Linked DNA regions of Mus musculus: region 1 is linked to region 2. A link is a contact called in ENCODE Hi-C or POLR2A ChIA-PET data. All regions are on one chromosome and are shown on one strand. Each heading gives the region's core, a stretch centred on a gene start or an enhancer-like site at or near the end of the contact. The rest is flanking DNA. Distances are from core to core; before and after follow the strand shown.

Region 1 (3,198 bases), core at 186-2,685, 330 kb after region 2:
AAGGTGTGAAACAACAGAAGATAAGTGTCTGGGAATGAGGAAGTTTCTGGGAGGGAACGAGGCTAGAACAGCCTCCCTCTGACCCCATATCTTGCCTTAGGCTTATGCCATAAATACCTTATGCTCTTAGCTTCCTTTAAACTGCATTCTTGTTCCAAGGATTGACCTGAAGTTTTGGTAGAAAAGAGATGAGACCCAGACCTGTCCTTGATACAACTAAAACTCCACTAAAAAGTGGTTCTAAGACATTTGCTTTTCTTGGAGTTTCTTCCCCAGCCTTTACTGTGAATTTATGTGTGTGTCCATATTCATGAGGAGGCCAGAGGTCAATGTCTGGTGTCTTCCTTGATCATCCACAATGACTTTTGTTTGGTTTGGTTTGGTTTCTTGAGGCAGGGTTTCTTTGTGTAGCTCTGGCTGTCCTGGGACTCACTCTGTAGACTCTGGAGCGGGGTGGTCAGTAAAGCCTGCCAGTAAGACCAAAGGGCTGGGGTTATGAGCAATGCCACCAGCTTTTATGTGAGTGCTGGGGTTTTAGACTTAGCTTCTTATACTTGTTTGTTTGTTTGTTTGTTTTGTTTTGTTTTGTTTCGAGACAGGGTTTCTCTGTATAGCCCTGGCTGTCCTGGAACTCACTTTGTAGACCAGGCTGGCCTCGAACTCAGAAATCCGAAATCCACCTGCCTCTGCCTCCCAAATGCTGGGATTAAAGGCATGCGCCACCACGCCTGGCTGTTCTTTATACTTGTATGGCAGTCACTTTATCTTCTCAGCCCCTAGGCTGGACAGCCTACCTTTCTTCCTTTTGGGAAAGTGAGGATGTTCTAGGCAGGGAGGCAGCAGTAGCATGCAGAGCATGTCTAGCAAGTTCTGTGTGGCATAGCACAGCTGGAGTGTTTTACAGCAGGCAGGGTATAGTGAGACCTTCCTGTGAGGAGCAGGAAGCCACTGGTGGTTTTCATGTAAGAAAGAGACATGAGTTTGCTTTTGTTTTGATCGACATCCTAACCATCAATCATAACAGCAATTATAGTGATCAATAGAAACCATGATTTTTGTGCTAGGCATTAGCTAAAATGCTTCAACATGACTCATCTTATTTAATCCTACCTTAGAGCTGAGCTAGGAGAGTCCACAGAGCCCATTCACTCAGCAGAAGGGCGGAGACAAGCCAGCTGTCCAAACAGGAAGTTAATGCTGTTAACCGTTCCTCAATCTCCCTAAACCTTGGTGTCTTCATGTCTGATCTTAACTTCATAGATATTTTATTCATGTAAAACACTTGGCACAGTGCCTGGAACACTATAACAACGCAGTAAGGGTTAGTCATTGTGACTTTTGTGGCTGTTTCCCACTTTAGAGTGTCCCCTGGTATGCCAGGTGCTGGGTGGTACCAGTAAAATCGCATGGGTTGGAACCAGTAAACTGGGCTCATAAAGCCGTTCCTGTCACTGTAGGGTGAAGAAGAGGGTGTGCTCTCTGCATCTGCTAGTGCACTCTTTGGTTGCCTTGGTAACCAGTCTAGACACCTGGCTCTCCCAGCAGCTGGTGCTTCTCTAGCTCAGGCCTGGGAAAATCTGTGTTGTTCCACAGTGGTTTCTCTGAGTTCATCCCTTTCTTTCCGCTCTGTGTTTCTGCTGCAGCTTAGTGTGTATGCGTGTATGTATGTGTTTGGGTATGTGGGTATGTGTGTGTGTATTTGGGTATGTGGGTATGTGTTCATCTCACAAACGCCATAGTGGAAGATGAGCTGAAGGGAGCAGAGGCAGCAACTGACTCAAATTCATTAGTGGAGAACTCATGAGCACTGGGAGGGTTACAGATGGAAGTAGAGAGAGATAGATTTTAGGAATGTTTTGGATTTAGAGTTGATAGGCTGTGACAATTTAACACCACAAGGAGAAGTGAAGAAAAAGCTTTCTCTCCCCTAAAAACTCAAACACATCCCTTTGTTTTCTTTTCTGCCTTTGTTCAGAGGAACATATCCACCTGTGTGATGTCTAATCTCACTTCTAGGCTGGTCATTTCTAGTTAATTAGCTTCCCTGTTTTTAAATTAAAATTCTTAAAAAATTTTTTTTTTTTGTTTTGGTCTTATATGTCTGAGTTTTTTTTGCCTGAATTTTGTTTTGTTTGGAAACAAATCTCAGCTTGTAGCTCAGGTGGGCCTGGGTCTCTCAGCAGTCCTTTTGCCTTAGTCTCCTGAGTGCTGGAGTTACAGGTGTGTGCTGCTACCCTCTTTTCTTGGCAGGCAAATTCAGCATTTATACAATAGAAGTCAAAACCGGAATCCAGAATGATTCCCTTCCCCTCTCTGGAAGCTGCTTCTCCTCCTGTGAGCGCCACTGTGGTCCAGGCAGAAACAAAACCGTGATGAACTGTGGGTGCTCCCACCTCCCCACCCGCTCCTCCGTGCTCCTCATCTCCCCACCCGCTCCTCCTGCCCCCTGAGGGCAACACCATTACTACTTTGGAAATCCCCACATGGGGCTTCTGTGCAGCCACCTCCGCTTCTCTTCACAGTTTCTCTGCCTCTCATGCAGGTTCTGCATTTCAACCACAGGGGTCTCCAGGGCTACAAATCTGCCTCTCCACCTTGACTTCCAGCTGCCTGGCACTTTCGGCATGACTACTCACTTTCTGTGCTGTCTAAAGTTCTATCTCAGATCTCAGCTTCCTCAATAGCCCCTATGTAAGTCATTTTCTTTATCTTGGCACCCTTGTACTCCCCTAGATGTAGCTAGTCTTTCCTCCCATGCTCTACCAGGGTTCTCACTGTCTGTCAGGATGCTCTTTCTTGGCTTTGCTTGGCCCACGTCTTTCCAATCTTTAAATCCCAGTTAAGTCTTCCCTGCTAGATCACTACTTACCACCCAAGCAGGTTCCACAACCCCATTTACATGGCTGGCTGCTGAGCCCTAGTGACCTGCATGTTTCTGCCTTGCTGGTGCTGGGATTGCACGGGTCCTGGGGACTGAATTTAGCTATTCTCATTTGCATGGCAAGCACTTTACCTCCACTAAGCTATCTCCTCAGCCTGAGGGTAAAAGTTTTGAACCAAGGTAGGATAGTAGATCTCCATGCTTTGAAGGATCCACAGGGACAATCAGATGATTGTCACTGAGATGGGGCACTTTTCTGAGAAAAGGCAGATGCATTTTACACGGTCTTAACCAACTGTTTCTTTTCATTCAGCCTG
Region 2 (3,429 bases), core at 868-3,367:
GGTGTACACCACCACTGCCCGGCTTTCCAGAGCTTCTTATTAGTTTTATTTCAGAGTTCTCAGGAGTGAAACTTGCTCTTTGTAGTGGTTTCTTTTATGTGTATGTGCTTTGGCTGTCTGGATGCCTGGGCATCATTTGTATGCTTAAAGACCAGAAAAAAAGTTCAGGTTCCATGGCAGAGAATTGCAATCCTCCACGAGGTGCTTCTGTAAGAGCAGCCAGTGCTCTAAATACTGAACCATCTTCCCAACCAGAAATTTACTTCAAACAATTTGAATGTTTTGTCTGTTTTTTGTTTGTTTGTTTTGTTTTTTTTTAAAAGAAGTTGAAATCTTCATAAATTCTTTGACAAAGGGCAAGAAGTTCCTCTGTTTTTTTGTGTGTAGAGCCTGCCTTCAAGTCTGGACTGTGGGGACTGCAAAACTTGGGCAAGTTCAGTTTTATCCCAGGAATCAGATCAGAATGCTGTTTTCTTTTCTTCCTTCTTCTTTTTTTTGTTTGTTTGTTTTTGTTTTTCGAGACACGGTTTCTCTGTGTAGTCCTGTCTGTCCTGGAACTCACTTTGTAGACCAGGCTGGCCTCAAACTCAGAAATCCACCTGCCTCTGCCTCCCGAGTGCTGGGATTAAAGGCATGTGCCACCATGCCTGGCTGTTGGAATTTTTTAAAAACTATTTTATTGAGTTCTTATACCTCTATCTCCCTTCCAACCCTTATTCCACCCTAATCCCTTCTAATCCCCCAACACTAGATAGGAGAGAAAAAAGGCTAGAGGGAAAGGGGAAAGGAGAAACAGTAGTCTCTAGGCGACTTCCTGCTGATTAGGGACATCGTGTTTCTTGGGGCAGTGATATCTTCATAGTCAGGATATCTCCAGCTTCTCATCAAACTTCAACACCAGGAACCAGGGGCAGCAGTAGGAAGCAGCAGCTGCCTCTGCCTTCTTCAGAGGTCCTCCCACCTCTCTAGGACCCCTTACACTTATCCCTCTCCAGAGTCCCCATAATTGCAAATGTAAACTATCTGCAGCTGGCAAAAAAATCATACTCCTCCTAAATTATGAGACAATCATAGTTAACAGCTATGGACAAACTGAAGCATCCTCTTATGCTACACCTGGGATTTAAAAAAAAACCATATTTACGTGACTGGGTTTTTAATGTAAAAAAAAAGATTTATTTATTACATGAAAGTACACTGTAGCTGTCTTTAGACACACCAGAAGAGGGCGTCAGTTTTCATTACGGGTGGTTGTGAGCCACCATGCGGTTGCTGGGATTTGAACTCAGGACCTTCGGAAGAGCAGTCAGTGCTCTTATCTGCTGAGCCATCTCGCCAGCCCCCTGGGTTTTTAAAGAAATAAAATTTCTGACTATAGCCTTAATTTGAGCAAATAAAAATCATAACCAGGTCTCTACTTTTCAAGAAGAGATGGTTCAGTGATTAAAAGCACTTGCAGCTCCTCCACAGGACCTTGGTTCCATTCCCAGAATCTAGAAGACAACTTATAACCATCTGTATCTGTGGCTTCATCCTGGAGATCCGACTCCTCTGACATCCTTGGACTCCTGCACCCATGTGCAGCCATATGCAGACACACCTACTGATGGTCAGAAAATAGAGAATAACTTCTGAAATTCTTTTAATAGTGTGGGATATAATTAACACAAAATAGGGAGATGGAAGAGACCTGGCTCCACACAGTATTGCAGTTTAGAAATTATGCTTTTCACAGACAGTGCAAAGATGGTCCTTACTTTTTGGTTCTCCTTAAACAAGCATGTCCTGTTTGAGGTGTGTGTGCGTTTTGTTTGTATATTCAAGACAGGGTTTCTCTGTGCAGCCCTGGCTGTCCTGGAACTCCCTCTGTAGCCCTGGCTGTCCCGGAGCCCACAGAGATCCTCTTTTCTCTGCCTCCAGAGTGCTGAGATTTAAAATGTGTGCCTTTTTGAAGGTTGGGGGTAAGAGGGGAGGGATGGAAGGAAGGAGGGAAGAAGAGGGGCTAAATGACAGTTTGGGGCGGGTACAGAGTGAGAGACCCGAGTTGTCAGACTGAATCCGGCGCTCGCTGATGATGCAGTAGTGGCGCGCCGGAAGTGCAAGCCACGGGCTGGTCTGCGATGGCGACTGCCTCGGCTCGCTGGAACCATGTGTGGGTCGGCACTGAGACCGGCATCCTGAAAGGTGAGTATTAGAGTTGTTTGTGGGACAGTGCAGGGGTCGCTTGTTTGTCACCCCAGCGTGACTGACGTCCTCGTCCCTTAGGGGTGAACCTTCAGCGGAAACATGCGGCAAATTTCACACCGTCCGGACAGCCGCGGCGGGAGGAGGCAGTGAATGCTCTGTGCTGGGGCACTGGCGGCGAGACCCAAGTGAGCAGCCTCTGGCCGGGCCGGAGCTAAGGGATGCCTGACAGTCTTGCCCTTCTTCCATCATTCCTTTCTCTGCTGGCAGATCTTGGTGGGCTGTGCGGACAGAACCGTGAGGTACTTTAATGCTGAGGAGGGTACATTCCTGAGCCAGAGATACTGCCCAGGCGGGGAAGGCACGTTCCGAGGTCTCGCCCAGGCGGATGGGTAAGGACCACCCACATTCTAGCCCAGGTTACATAGCGTTTGGGGCTCTCTTGGATTGAACTGAATACTTTAAGTTAAACACTTTAGGTGATACAATCACTGGGATAGGTGATTGCAAACCAAGGTTCTTGTTTACGTTCATCCCTATAACATGCATTCATCGGACAGCGATTGAAAGCATGAAGGAAAAGTATAAGGATTTTGGGAAAAACACATGCCTTAATAAAGTTTGCATTCTAGATAGAATTTTTTTTTTTTTTTTTTTTTTAGATTTATTTATTTATTCTATGTAAGTACACTGTAGCTGTCTTCAGACACTCCAGAAGAGGGAGTCAGATCTCGTTAGGGATGGTTGTGAGCCACCATGTGGTTGCTGGGATTTGAACTCCTGGCCTTCGGAAGAGCAGTCGGGTGCTCTTACCCACTGAGCCATCTCACCAGCCCTCTAGATAGAATTTTTATCCTGGCTCCTTTATAACGTTCTGTGCACATAATTTAATGTTTTTGAACACGTGTTTAAGTAGGATTGACAAAAATATAAGATAATGAAGCTTCCAAAGTGGTGGCTAGGAAGGAAGAGTCACCAAAGTTAGTAATCTGGGAGCAGCTTTTCTAGATCGATGAAGAAAGAAGGCTGCTTTGGTAATTCAACAGGTGAGCTCCAGACAGGTTATATAGAATGGAGTTTTGAACTAGGTCTTGAAGTACAAGTATATAATCTTGACAAAAGAGATACAATCTAAAAAGCAGATACTGAGCAGAGACTAAGGAGGAGTTAACATACTAAAACGCTACATACATAGGACAAATGCCATTTGGAGGCTGAAGTCAAGGAAACATCAGTATACATGTA

Evidence for each region. Hi-C counts contacts between places; a loop is a spot of excess contacts on that map. ChIA-PET counts read pairs that join two places held with the same protein, here RNA polymerase II (POLR2A).
Region 1: a map of regulatory T cell shows a loop between it and region 2 (2.7-fold over the local background). The contact joins the enhancer-like site here to the promoter of Wdr74 in region 2. A Hi-C loop is called at or near these places in 1 of 37 maps with a recorded cell type or tissue (regulatory T cell). POLR2A ChIA-PET finds 5 or more read pairs at or near these places in 3 of 5 experiments (Patski and embryonic stem cell).

Annotation. Positions count from the first base shown.
Region 1 is chr19:9,064,911-9,068,108 of GRCm38, forward strand. It overlaps a transcript of Ahnak not described here. Among named protein-coding and RNA genes, the nearest start is that of Scgb1a1, 21 kb to the right of the region's middle. Within about 2 kb of position 1,436, at least 1 of the 3 ENCODE cell types and tissues checked has a DNase peak (open chromatin) inside an H3K27ac peak, as active enhancers do.
Region 2 is chr19:8,733,722-8,737,150 of GRCm38, forward strand. It overlaps Wdr74 (WD repeat domain 74), which reads left to right and starts at 2,118. Exons shown (of 11, transcript NM_134139.1): 1 at 2,118-2,184; 2 at 2,266-2,372; 3 at 2,455-2,576. The coding sequence starts at 2,121.